Regions from separate parts of the Homo sapiens genome. Here all the other regions are linked to region 1. The links are chromatin contacts, found by Hi-C or POLR2A ChIA-PET in ENCODE. All regions are on one chromosome and are shown on one strand. Each heading gives the region's core, a stretch centred on a gene start or an enhancer-like site at or near the end of the contact. The rest is flanking DNA. Distances are from core to core; before and after follow the strand shown.

What was found. A loop is a pair of places that touch in the nucleus more often than their neighbours do. ChIA-PET counts read pairs that join two places held with the same protein, here RNA polymerase II (POLR2A). Pooled maps may share reads with other maps.
Region 2: a loop to region 1 is called in a pooled map, with 5 times the contacts of the local background. The contact joins the enhancer-like site here to the promoter of LINC02971 in region 1. A Hi-C loop is called at or near these places in 11 of 168 maps with a recorded cell type or tissue (Caco-2, Calu3, HepG2 and 8 more), 34 of 37 single-sample maps with no recorded cell type and 20 of 50 pooled maps. POLR2A ChIA-PET finds 5 or more read pairs at or near these places in 10 of 52 experiments (A549, AG04449, B cell and 6 more).
Region 3: a pooled map shows a loop between it and region 1 (2.3-fold over the local background). The contact joins the enhancer-like site here to the promoter of LINC02971 in region 1. A Hi-C loop is called at or near these places in 1 of 37 single-sample maps with no recorded cell type and 2 of 50 pooled maps. POLR2A ChIA-PET finds 5 or more read pairs at or near these places in 2 of 52 experiments (OCI-LY7 and naive thymus-derived CD4-positive, alpha-beta T cell).

Annotation. Positions count from the first base shown.
Region 1 is chr1:234,954,055-234,958,448 of GRCh38, reverse strand. LINC02971 (long intergenic non-protein coding RNA 2971) reads right to left here and starts at 1,250. Exons shown (of 2, transcript NR_186179.1): 1 at 1,089-1,250. It overlaps LNCATV (lncRNA negative regulator of antiviral signaling), which reads left to right. Exons shown (of 4, transcript NR_125945.1): 3 at 371-770; 4 at 928-1,107.
Region 2 is chr1:234,493,014-234,497,407 of GRCh38, reverse strand. No RefSeq gene overlaps it. Among named protein-coding and RNA genes, the nearest start is that of TARBP1, 16 kb to the right of the region's middle. RefSeq lists an enhancer at 2,064-2,273. Within about 2 kb of position 2,012, at least 10 of the 41 ENCODE cell types and tissues checked have a DNase peak (open chromatin) inside an H3K27ac peak, as active enhancers do; they include GM12878, IMR-90, PC-3 and 2 more, where a contact is called at or near this core.
Region 3 is chr1:234,670,574-234,674,967 of GRCh38, reverse strand. LOC124904555 (a long non-coding RNA gene) reads left to right here. Exons shown (of 2, transcript XR_007066952.1): 2 at 1,978-3,566. Among named protein-coding and RNA genes, the nearest start is that of LINC00184, 43 kb to the right of the region's middle. Within about 2 kb of position 2,249, at least 3 of the 41 ENCODE cell types and tissues checked have a DNase peak (open chromatin) inside an H3K27ac peak, as active enhancers do.

The DNA of each region.
Region 1 (4,394 bases), core at 1-2,500:
CTCCCAGCTTATTGTGATTCAGCAAGACCCTGGCGTGTCACTTACGGGAGGTGGCCTTGCTGGGCATAGTGCCGGCCAGCCAGAGACCCTCAGTGAACAGGGGGCGTTTCCAGAGGGCCTGGTGTTTTCTGCATGGCAAGACTCCTACAGAGAGGCTGACCTGGTTTTCAGAGAGCAGTTTGCGTTTCGGGTGGCCCTGGGGGCACATGTTCCCATTGGATTCCTGCACTGGAAGTAAGCTTGTGGGGCCGGGCTGCCAGCAGTGCCTGCCTTGTACCAGGGCTTTTTTGGTATGGAAAACTTTAGAGAGGCGTCACCACCACCTCTTTTTTGCTCAGCATTTGCTCATCTCTCCCCACCTGCTTTTCAGGGCTCAAGCCTGGAAGAAGCCTTAGGACGTGGGGGAAATGTCTAACGTGGAGTCCACCTGCTGAGCAGGACCGGGTGTGAAGGAAGAAGCTTTGTTCTGATTCCTCATGGCCCAGCCACCCCTCGCCTGAGCTGAGCCTGGCCACAGGGCCCGCCTGCAGGAAGGGCTGGCCCATGGCTTCACACTGGGCTCAGGCTGCGCTAAGAGCCCCGGGTGAGGACCTCCAAGCCCAGGAAGCCTCAGTTGGCCAAAGTGCTAGATGCGTGTGGTCTGCTTTCATCCCCGCTTCCCTCAGAGCTTGCATTTTCCAAATTCAAGAGAGGCTCCACCTTCAAGAAGACCGGCCTGTCCCTGTTATTTATGTGTCCCCCTACCATATCTCCCTTTGTTCTGCAGAGCGGTACGCATAAAAAGCTTTTGGGGAAGGGGAGAAGTGTGGCTCAGTGACTTGCACAGGAAATTGGAAATTGGATCCCCAGGTCTACCCCCACTCCTCTGACTCATGCTTAAACAAACCCAACACATGCCCTGACCTTTGCTCTCTCCCTCTATTGCAGGCCATACCTGCCAGCAGCCTGCTCTCCCGGCCATGCTGCGGTTCACAAAAGTCCAGCATTTGGCTAGCTTCCTGGGGGAATGAATCTTTCAGAGCCAAACTAATGCTATGCATGCAGCTTATGATTTTTTTTTTTTTGTCTTCAACAAAGTGAATACTTACTTTTTTTTTGCTCTTTAAATTGTCATCCATTATATTCATCAACACAGAGAGATGGAACATTTGGCAAAATTATTTTAAGTAGCACTCCAACCTGTGATCGTAATTTCAAATCAAGGAATTTGCTGAGCAGCTGTGGGGAAGAACAAAAGGCCTGAGAGTGATTTAGGGCCTGGGGGAGGGGAGGCGGTGGAGTTGAAGGCCCCAGCCGGTAGCAGAAACAGCTGGGGAGGTAGGTTGTGCACACCCCGTGGGGGAGCCGGCCTTCTCAGCCCTGCCATCCCATCCACACGTGCCTCATCAGAGAGTTTTCGTCTCCTGAACATACCACATGCAGCACTTTAAAATAGATAAACTAAGAGGATTCAGATTCAGTTTGATACCCTCGCTGAGAGCTTCGGCTCGGGAGTTGGACAGGCCTGGCCTTGAATCCTGGCTCTGCCTCTCACCAGCCTCAGTTGCATCATCTGTAAAATGGGGCTAATGTAGCAATCACTTCGCAGATATTACTATGAGGTTGAGTGTTTATTTGACCCAGTCACTGGCATAGAACAAGTGTTCAAAATACTATTATTATCACCAATATGCAGAAATGTTCAATGTATACACTCGGTTTTTGCAACCAATTTATTCAATGAACATCTATTGAGCACCTGTTATGTGTTAGGTGCAGGGCTGGGTGTTGTGTGGGTACAAACACATAAAGCATAGGAATTAATATGCTATTAGATAAACTAAAAAGACTTCTATTGACTTAAAAAGTAATAATGACTTCTAAGCATATTTAAGTAATTTACGAAAGAGCCTTTCTTTTTTTTATTTTTGAGATGGAGTCTTGCTCTGTCTCTCAGGCTGGAGTGTAATGGTGCTATCTCAGCTCACTGCAACCTCTGCCTCCCGGGTTCAAGCAATTCTTGTGCCTCAGCCTCCAGAGTAGCTGGGTTTATAGGCGCGTGCCACGACGCCCAGCTAATTTCTGTGTTTTTAGTAGAAACGGGGTTTCACCATGTTGCTCAGGCTATCTTGAACTCATGACCTCAGGTGATCCACCTGCCTCGGCCTCCCAAAGTGCTGGGATTACAGGTGTGAGCCATTGCACCCGGTCAAAAGAGGCTTTCTTAACAGATGGTCTATTAGAAGCAATTTGAAAAGAAAATATAGAGTTGAAAAAAATAAAAGGGAAGCTGCATTCTTTTTAATTGTTTTTGAACTTGTTGCTTTTCAACACAGCTATTATCTAAATTAACTTAATTTCTTAAAATAAGCCCTGCTTGATACCCGGGAACCTTCAATCAACTAATTTGCAGATAATCAGACCTATTTACAAATAGTCTGGTTTGTCTGAGTGACTTTCAGTGACACATGCATACTCAGAAAGGGTATCATTTGCCAGGGATTAGTCAGTTCTGCTGAATTACAGTCTTCAGAATGAGAAGTCATCTAGTTCAACCTTTCATCCTTTTAATAGAATTTCTGGTGGATAACAGCTGAGCTTCTCCTCCGACTCTGCTAGGAATGGAGAACTTACTACTTCAAAACGTAGATGCTGCCTGGGTTGAGCAGCTCTAAATGTTCAAGATGGAATCATTAATAGGAAACTAATTGAAAAGAATTTGCATAGCACGTCTCAAGGACAAAAATCCCTTCTGTTGTTTTTTCCTTTTGTCTTGGTCTGCATCTCTGTCATTTGGTGGTGTTTGGACTGCCTGTCTGTCTTCCCTTTTTACTCCGAGCGGCGGCCTGCCCTCTGCCCCCTGCCCCCAGGGGAACAACAATGGCCCTGATCACAATTGGGTGGCCAAGCATATCATGCCGTGGAAGTTTGGAGCCAACACTCAGTTCCAGTTGCTCCTCTCCTTATTCTCTAGGGTGGCTCCACTAGGTTCTGCTTTCTCAGAAAACAGCAGTGAACTTTGTTCAGCCGAAACCCTATTTCCCAAGCTGATACTTGCTCACTGGCCTCCCCTCCTCCAGCTGCTCCCAACTGCTGACCACTTCTTGAGCGCACTGCTAGCTGCTTCTGCTGTTCCAGCACTTCCTGGAAGGCAGCTGCAAGCAGCCGAGGCAGATGGAGCCCAAGCCCTGTTGCTTGTGGTCTTGGCTTACTGAGCCTGAATCCACGACCGGATCATTAGAAAAGGGACGGTGTGTGTGCCTACCTTTGAAGCCAGTAGGCCAAAAGAAGGGTGAGCAGGACAGCGCCATAACACCTAGAGTTACTGTGTTTGGTTCACACTTCTGGTTTCCTGCAGAATTGCTAGAATTTTTAAAAAAAGGAAGCAGCAAGTTGAGAGCAACTAAAGTAAAAAGAGAAAAGTGATACAAAGGGAAAGGTTTATTTTTGGAGCTCTTAGATTCTGAAACTCCTTCTGACTCTTTTATCCTTTTACCTCTCCCTTTCTCCTCACTGGGCTCTTTGTCCTCATGGGGACTGTGCATCTCTGGTCTCACTCTAGCTCTGGGTCCCTTAGGCTCTTCTGGTTTTCTGGCTCCTGGAGTGAGCCCTTTCAATGAGGCCCTCCCTCAATTTCCCATCCCTCTTGTTCTTCTGCCATCCAGACTCATCACAGCCCAAATCTGAGACCAGCTGGCTGCACCGCTGGCTACTCAGAGCGGCTGGAGACAGCCATGCCCTGGGGCGACTTGTTCCATGGTGATCTGACTGGTTCATGCAGGGGTCTCGGACCTCACGGACCTCATCAGGAGCATCAAATGGGGTTTTTTTTGGCCGGAATGATATTTAAAACAATTTGATTTAGTTATGAGCATTTAAGAAATAGGAGGTCACCAGAAAATCCAGAGTTTTAGCTCGGCAAGCAGAGATGGAGAGCTGGCGGTACCCGGTCTTTACCCATTCTGGAAGGACCACTGGCTGGAGCTGAGAGGCAGTGGCTTCTCTGACATGGGGCATACACTCCATTTTGCTACCTTCTCTGCAACAACAGAGAGTGTCTTCCTGGACCCCAAACTGAGAATCAGATGCCTTTAATCAACGGGCTTGCTTCCTCCCACTCCCCAGACAACCTGATTCATGAGATGCCTGCCTGTTCCCCGTGGGCATCTGAGTTTGCAGCCCATGCTCAGTAGAGTTTATTCGGCAATCCTTTTCCTGACCTATAGCAGACTCCTAGCCCACCACATTTCTAATGCAGCTGTTGCAAGTCTTGTCCAGACCTTTCAGACCCTTGATCTCTCCGGGAGATTGTGCCTCATACATTATTGAAAAGATTGAGGCCACACAACATGTGCTCTAATGCCTCAGCTTTCTGCCTTTCTGCTTCTAAGGTCTCTGTTCTCTCTCCATTCCGT
Region 2 (4,394 bases), core at 763-3,262, 460 kb after region 1:
CTTTTGAACTGGCAGTAGCGTCTTGCAGTTTCCTCATTATTAATGAATTGAATAAATCTTTAACTTTTTTTTTTAGTATCTGTACGAGTCATAATTTTACCTTTTTTTTGAAAAAGTGTCCCTTAAAATATCAATGTTAGGTTTCTTGAGTGTAATAATGGCACTGGGATTATAAAAGACAATGTTTTTGCTCTTAGGAGTACATATTAAAGCACTTAAGGTGTGTCACGCGCGTCCACGTGAAGAGAGTCCACGAACAGGCTTTGTGTGAGCAGCCAGGCTGTTCGTGTGACAAGGTGAAGTGGCATCATGCTTACAATTTGTTTTCAAATGGTTTGGCGTATATGAATATAAATGTGTGTGTGTCTGTAAATACTCACACATACATCACATATATAGGAGGAAAGATGGAGGAAGAGAAGGAAAATTGGTAAACTATAAACAACTAGTGAATCTAGGTGAAGTATGGTGCCCTTGAATGGTGTACTATTCATTGAACTTTTCCATATGTTTGACAATTTTCAAAGTAAAAAACTGGGCAAGGGGGGATAAGTTTATGTCATATTCCTCATGAAGCGTGTTGTCAGCTTCATGTCCTATTCTTCTGGATGTTTTTCCAGTACTTCAGAGATTAGCCAATTATAGACGTTTGTTAGTAGTCTGACTTTCTGCAGTGGGTACTGCAAGTAAGAAAAAGTAAATGATTGGGAGGCTGAGGCTGGCCAATTGCTTGAGTCCAGGAGTTTGAGACCAGCCTAGGCAACATGGAGAAACCTCAGGTCTATGAAAAAAAAGAAAAAAATCAGCTGGGTATGGTGGCATATGCTTGTAGTCCCAGCTACTAGGGAGGCTGAGGTGGGTGGATGGCTTGAGCCCAGGAGATCGAGGCTGCAGTGAGCTGTGATCATGCGACTGCACTCCAGCATGTCTCAAAAAAAAAAAAAAAAAAAAAAGTAAATGGAACATGAAACATTAATGTTTCTACTGTCACATGGCTCAATTTCTTCTAGAATTCTTAATAGTACCAAGCAAATAAGATGTTAAAGTAGATTTTTTTTTAAGCTAGTTATATCCTATTCCTAAAGAATGCTCTTTAAAAAATAAAATTTTATGGCCAGGTGTGGTGGTTCACACCTGTAATCCCAGCACTTTGGGAGGCCTAGGCTGGCGGATCGCCTGAGGCCAGGAGTTCAAGACCAACCTGGCCAATATGGTGAAACCCTGCCTCTACTTAAAAAATACAAAAATTAGCCAGGTGTGGTAGCGGGTGCCTGTAGTCCCAGCTACTCAGGAGGCTGAGGCAGAGGAATCGCTGGAACCCGGGAGCAGGAGGTTGCAGTGAGCTGAGATCATGCCACTGCACTCCAGCCTGGGTGACAGAGTGTGACTCCATCTCAAAAAAAAAAAAAAAAAACAAAAACAAAAAAAAAACAAGAAAAGAAAAGAGAGAGGAAAGAAAGAAAGAAAGAAAAAGAAAAAAGAAAGAAAGAGAAAGAAAGAAAGAGAAAAGGAAAGGAAAAGAAAGGAAAGGAAAGGAAAAGAAAGGAAAGGAAAGGAAAGGAAAGAAAGATCTTTTAGGACAAACTCTGGACGTGAGGACCTCTTACACGGTGCTCATGTTCAAGCTTAAGGCATTACTTTTTGTAGTGTGTTTGGGGTGGAGGTGGAGGTTGAAGTTTGTGTCCCTCAATGACTGTATAGTTTTGCACACCCTCCCCACCCCACCCCCAGCTTGACATCATGGTCTTAATACAGTTAGAGACCTCATTCATTGCAATTTGACTGCTGCTTGAGCCGGAACTGTAAGATTCAGAGCTCTTTGCATACTTAGAGGTATGAATAGTGCGGTAACAATGAGGAAAGAAAGTAAGCTAAATTCTCAAACATTGTGTCATTTAGCATGAAGGTTTAAGATTGAAACTTTCTGCCTGAGGGAAGCAGAAAAAAAATGAGTTTGTACAGAAGGTTTCCAGTTTCTGAATGTAAAAGGCACACTAAAAATAGCTAAAGGGACTGAGTCGCCTAGAGGCTTCTTGAGTTGCCCAGTGGGAGTTCCTGCTCGGAGAAGCTGTCCTTCAAAGCTGCTGCTGGAAACAGCCCTGAGACCGTTGGTGTGTGATGCAGAGCTCTCCTGGGTGGATTTCATTTGGTCACAAGGAAGCAGGAGATGAAGCAGATGGAGATGTTTCTTCATGGAAGGATCCCCTAGGGGAAGAAATGTTCTACCTCTGACAGAGGCTGACAGTCCAGAAGGTAGAGGCACATTGTGGGCTCAGAGACCAGATCTTGCTGAAATCAGGGTCAACCAATCGCAAATGGGCACTAACCTCAAAGAAAGAGTCCTTTCTTTCCATGGCCACTGATACGGTGTCATTTAAGACCCTGATTTTTTCTTGTCTGGGCTATTACCACAGCCTCCTCTCTAGGCCCTCTGTCTCCAGTTTCCCCTCCTTCTCCAATTCATCCTACATATGGACTCTGGTGGGATTTTTCTGTAGCCTAATTCAGTTCAGGTGCTTCTATGTTTAACTTAATTTAATTTTTTAACAAATCAGACAACCAACTAACCAACCAATTTACCAAGCAAGCAAGCAAACAAAAACCCTCCAGTGGTTCTTCATCTTTTATTGACTTGACCTAAGCATCTTACCCAGTCCTGTTAACTAGTTCTGTCTTTTTAATCACATCAGTCACCACTTATTTATTTACTCCACTGAAAGCTGCAGAGAGAGGGGTGGGGGCATTTTCCTGTCTCTTTGGGGTGTCAGAGACTGTCATAGTTAGGTTTCTAAACCCCCATAGTGTTTAGTATAGTGTAATTCCCAGAATCAGGATTCAAGAAAAAGCCTTTGAGGGTATATTTACAAAATAATTGCAGGCAGGGCCTTGTCTGTCTGTACACCCATGTCCATAGCAGCATTATTCATAATAGTCAAAAGGTGGAAGCAATTCGAGAGTTCACTGATGGATGAATGGATACACAAAACATGGCACACATACAATGAAATATCATTCAGCCTTAGGAAGAAAGGAAGTTCGGATGCATGCTACAAAATGGATGAACCTTGAGGACATTATATTAAGTGAAATAAGCCAGTCACGAAAGGGCAAATACTGTGTGATTCTACTAATATGAGGTACCTAGGGGAGTCATATTCATAGAGGAGAGAGAAAGTGGTCACCAGGGGTTGGGGAAGTGGGGAATCAGAAGTTAGTTTTTAATAGGCAGAGAGTTTCAATTTTGCAAGATGGTCGCACAACAATATGAATGTACTTAATGCCACTGACCTGTTCCCTTAAACATGGTTAAGATGGTAAATTTTAAGTTACGTGTATTCTACTAATTTTTTCTAAGAAGAAAAGAAGGAATAACCCTGGAATGTTGAATCAAGGAGTTGGTGAGTGATTTCTCCTACACATTTGGGATCCTGCTCTTTCAACCTAATGGTTATACTTTTGAACATGCAAATCAAAGCAGTCACCATTCCCTCTTCTCCTCAAACAACCCTACAGTCGCTTCCCACCTAGAATGAGTCTGATATTCATGGCTGATTGTCCTACCTGGCCTGGGGTGCCCACCTGTCCTGCCTCCTCTGTCAACTCCATTCGTTTGGCCTTCCCCACTCTCCTTCTTCCCTGCTCCCAACTGCCTTGGGGTTTCCACATAGTTTCCCCTGGGGGTGGAGGAGGCTTTTTACTCAATTCTAGTCTAGTTGACTCCCTCTTTCTGTAGATATCAGCTGACACACTATTACAGGAAACGGGTCCCGATCCAAGAGAGGGTTCTTGGGTTTCGCACAAGAAAGAATTCAAGGCACGTCCATAAAGTGAAAGCACGTTTATTAGAAAAGTGAAGGAATAAAGAATTGCTACTCCGTAGACAGAGCAGACCTGAGGGTTCCTGGCTGCCCATTTTTATGGTTATTTCTTGATGATATGCTAAACAAGGGGTGGATTATTCATGGATCCCCTTTTTAGACGATATAGGGTAACTTCCTGACATTGCCATGGCATTTGTAAACTGTCATGGCACTGGTGGGAGTGTATTAGTGAGGACGACCAGAGGTCACTCTCGTCGCCCTCTTGGTTTTGGCCAGCTTATTTACTGTAACCTGTTTTATCAGCAAGGTCTTTATCACCTGTATCTTGTGCTGACGTCCTGTCTCACCCTGTGACTTAGAATGCCTTAACCATCTGGGAACGCAGCCCAGTAGGTCTCAGCCTCATTTTACCGAGCCCCTACTCGACATAAAGTTGCTCTGTTTCAAACACCTCTGACAACACCATTGATCAGAAAAGCCAGTCCTACTGCACAGACTGGGGTGAAGCATCTCATCATAGGCTCTCAGCATGTTCTTTGCTTCTTTTGCATAGTGGTTGTTATAAAATCATTA
Region 3 (4,394 bases), core at 1,000-3,499, 280 kb after region 1:
CAAGAGTCTCAGAATTCCATACTCTGAGATCTTGCAACTTGGATCATATTTGTGACCCTGAAACTCAAGGCCCTACCTGAGAGATCTTTTCAAGAGAACTATTTATCTATTCACTTATCACATGCCTATACCCCAAGCACAAATATGACCCTACCTCCTTTTCACAGGCTGCCTGGTAGTACAGAACCCATCACACCTGTATTCATGGACCACCCCACTCCCCACTCTTACGGGTGTTGCTCTTATAAACCATATATCCCCATGGCTGGGAGTCTGTGGATACTAATGAGTCACACTAATAGCAACGATCCAGATTTCACAGGCTCTGATCTCTGCAGCGCTCCCAGTACAGGAGGGCACCCCTCTCCAAGACTTTCTGTGGACCCTGAGGGGTGTCTCACAGGTACTCACAAACAGTCCTTCCTTTGTTCTGCTCAGCTGCCCAGTCCCCACCCAGCTGATGGCTACAGTTGGCCCCTACTCCTCAGTGAGAACATCTAGGTCCTCCCTGATTTGGGGTAATAGACCTCTCTTCCACCCTGTGCAACTCCTCCAAAGCAGAACTGCTCCTGGCCCCTTCTCCCGGAGCCCCTCATAAATCAGCACCTACAGTCTTGCCTGCAGATCCTCTGGCCTGGGGACCATGCTGGGCTACAGACCAGTTTCAAACAGACACCACACTGGCCTCCCCATGTTAGTGTCCCCCTCAGCTACCTGCATCTTCATCCACCTTCAGACAAAACCCCATGCAAAATGATGCTGCCCGAAGCCACACATGAGTTTGCCCATTAAGTTTAGATCCTAGCTCATGTCCAGATTAGGACGGAGGTGACATTCTTACCTTCTGGCTAGTTACAAAATTCTTCGAAAGGGAAAATGCAAAAACAATCAGATCCTAAGTGAAATTGTGGAGTGGAAAGACCCGTGTAGCATCTTCTTGCCTTGTATTTTGGGGAAGCTCCTTCCTTAGGGCAAGCATTCAGGGACTATCACTGTGCTCTCTCTTTAGTTCTGAAGTATATGCATGTCAATGAATCCACAACATTGGTTTGATATTCCACATAAAAATGATCAGCAAGGAGGAGTCCATTCTCTTCTTCCAGTGATCCATAGAGTGAGATCAGAAATTTATCAGCCAGATGACATAGGATACAAGATTCTTTTGGATAATATGTGTAATGAAAATGCAAACAAATTTATGAAAGAGTTCTGTGAGCTACTTCATAGTCTGATTGACTCATACACTTGACAAGGTGAGGGGGCCCTCTCCAGACAAGGTGGGCCACAAAGAGCTTGGCCTCTGGACTCAAGTCTTGGTCCGCCATCTGCCTTACTATCTGGGTAATCTTGGCCAATTCGCTTCGCTTCTCTGAATCTCTGTTTTCTCACCTCAAAACTGAAAATTCTTGCTGAATTATTGTAAGAATTCGAGAAGATTTAATAGGCGCTCAGTAAATGTCAGCTTTTGGAGCCACTATTTAGTCTGGAAATAGTCTTTGGAGGGGACTCATATGAACCATATGCATAGCACCACCTCCATGTCTGTCTTTGAAACATACCCCACTGTCTCTTTCTCTCACACACACGTGCGCACACACACAGTTAAGGCTATGGGTCCCGACTGCCAGGGTTTGAGTCCTGGTCCTACATCCTTCTCCCTGTGTGACCCTGGCCACCTTACTGAACTTGTGGGTGTCCTTTTCCCTCATCTATTAAATGGGGACTTTTATGGGTGGTATGAAGATCAAATAAGTGAATACATTTAAACCACTAGAACAGTGTCTAGTATATAAAAGAGTGTGCATGGGTCAAGTATTATTATTACTATCCATTCTTCATGATTCTTCTGGGAATTAAAAACCAACAAACCTCTAACTATCAGTGAGAATCCTGAATTCTCATCTTTCCCGCTGACCTTCATTCTGTAACCTCGAATGCATCTCTTTCTTCCATTCACACATCTGCTTTCTCTTCCAGAACAGCTGGTACAAGTGGATCTGCTCGGCACCTATAACCTAATTACCTCTCAGGCTCACACAAGTCTCTGGCCGCTAAGCGAATGATCTCCCAAAGGGATTATTCTCAAGCAGCACAGAAACTGTCCCTATGCCTCAGGTGGCCCCAGAACTCTTTCGTACTAGAGACTTATCTGTTAATAAAGTTAACAAAGGAAAGTGGCCTTCCAAGAATGTTTGTTTGGGCCACTACCTGGAAGAAATAACACTTGACCATGAGAGACTTGGCTGAGCAGTGCTGGGTCAGCTTAACCAAAGAAGACCAGCCATCACCCACGGCAAGAGCAGCTCTGACTTGGACCCACTGTTCCCCCAGCCTGTTAGCAGCCTGTGAACAATCTTTAAGTGACCCCTGGCCCTGTCACATCTCCATTCAACAGGGTTCTTGGGGAGGATGTGTGGACCGAGAACAGTGCCCACCCACACCACCTGTAAGTGTGGCCACGGCAGCCAGCCAGCATGGATGCTAAGTAACAAGTGGTATTGGGGCACAGATGTGGCGGGAGCGCTTTGGGGCAAAGAAAGAGGTGCTGTGAGTGAGGACAGAAAGGAAGGGGAAAAAAAAGCCTCATGGGTTAGAGCGCCTCTCACCTTTGGCTCTTCTTCAGAAGACTGGTAAAAGAAAACAAGAAGAGAAATTGGTTTCCCTGACTTCTCTAAAGCAAGCGTTCTTCAGAAAAGAGAATCGATCAGCCTGGTTAAAGTGGATAAACTATGTGATGTCCATCCAGAGAGGTGTCTATTAATGGCTGTAAAATGGAAAGATGAATCAATGGGACCGATTAATATTTATGAAGAGTTGAACTAGGCAGAGTGAAAAAGCCTTGTATATTGGATAAGAAAGGAAAAGCATTGCACACCATAGGATGCGTTTGTTTGGCTAAGGTTTCTGTTTTGATCACTGGGTAATTGTATAGAGCAGGGGCGTATGGTAGAGAAAGAAAATCTATATCTAGAAGTTATTGACTTTATGTACAAAAGCACTGGTTGGTGCCTATTTTTGAGGACCACTCCATCTTAAAAATAACTTTGGTTTTGTACGGCCTAGTTGTGGTGGAAAAGGAGCTCCAAAGAGTAAGCAAGTTTCCTACAAAAAGAATCCAAGCTGTTGAAACTACAATTAAGAAATGCAAAGAGTTACTAATTTTACTACTTAGAGGAAAGGAAATTCACAAGCAGGAAAGAAACTGTGGATCAGGGCAAGTTGTAACTCTAGAGGTTCAGAGATAGGAGCTCTAATTACACCAGGGCAAGGGAGTACTGTTTGGGGAAATTTCTGAAACATGAAATAGGAAAGCTGAGGGTCAAAATGATATTGTGATGTGAATAAATAGAGAAGACATGTTTGCATGGAGCTCAGCTGGGTAATCATGGAAAGAAGGAGGGGCGAAGGAGGAAACTGAAAATCGAAATAAAGAACAGAAGCACAGACCATGAAATATGCCAAATATAGTGTGCAAATACTCAGAAGGCATGGAAAGATAAGTTAGAAGCCAAAACTCAGTTATCACTATCGTGTGAAGGAACAATAAAACTCTTAGCAAAAACAAATGACTTAGCATGAGACCAATACTGCTTTCCTTAGGTAGCTTGGTCCAGAGGGAAAAGGCTGATATCACTCCCTATCAAGGGTTTTTAGACGGTTTAAGTGAGCTCTGCAAGTGGGAGACACGGTGATGATTATTGACAGTTGCTATCTTTCAAGGGGGAGAAGCAAACTGATGTTACACATTAGAATTAGTTAGCACCACCGAACACAGGTTACAAAAATACTGGGAGGAATTCTCTCTCCTGAGCACATTACGCAATATTTGCAAATGTGTGCAGGTAAGTGTTGACTCTCTCATCATGCTGGACCTGGAAATGGTTCTCAGCAAATCATGGCATGATTTCTTTTTCAAAGTTGGGTACACGAATATTATCGTAACCAGCTAAGAGCAGGGAGACGTGGCATGGGAGACTAACAGATAGTGCAGCTTTTAAGAGAAGACGTAGAAATCAATCTAGTAACAAATATTTATTAAGCATTGGAGTGTGCTAGGCACCAAGAGAAAAGAAACCTCCACAGCTGATAAAGCCTTTCAAAATAATGTCCTCAGTTAATTTGCACATTTCCATGAGGTAGGTGTTGTTAGCCATTTCCGTTAATGAGAAAAAAAAAAATGAGATTCAGAAAGGTTAATTAAATTGGAGATCTCCTGATTTTTTAGTTTTATATCCTTCCCGTGTCCTTTCCAGGCTTATATTCTGGTCCTATCACTTCTCAGCTGAGTTACTTCAACAAGTTATTTATTCTCTGTGTTCCCAGCTGTCAAAATGAAAATGCCAGTACCCACCTGGTAAGGAGTGAGAGAACATTTATAAAAATGCTCGGCTGGG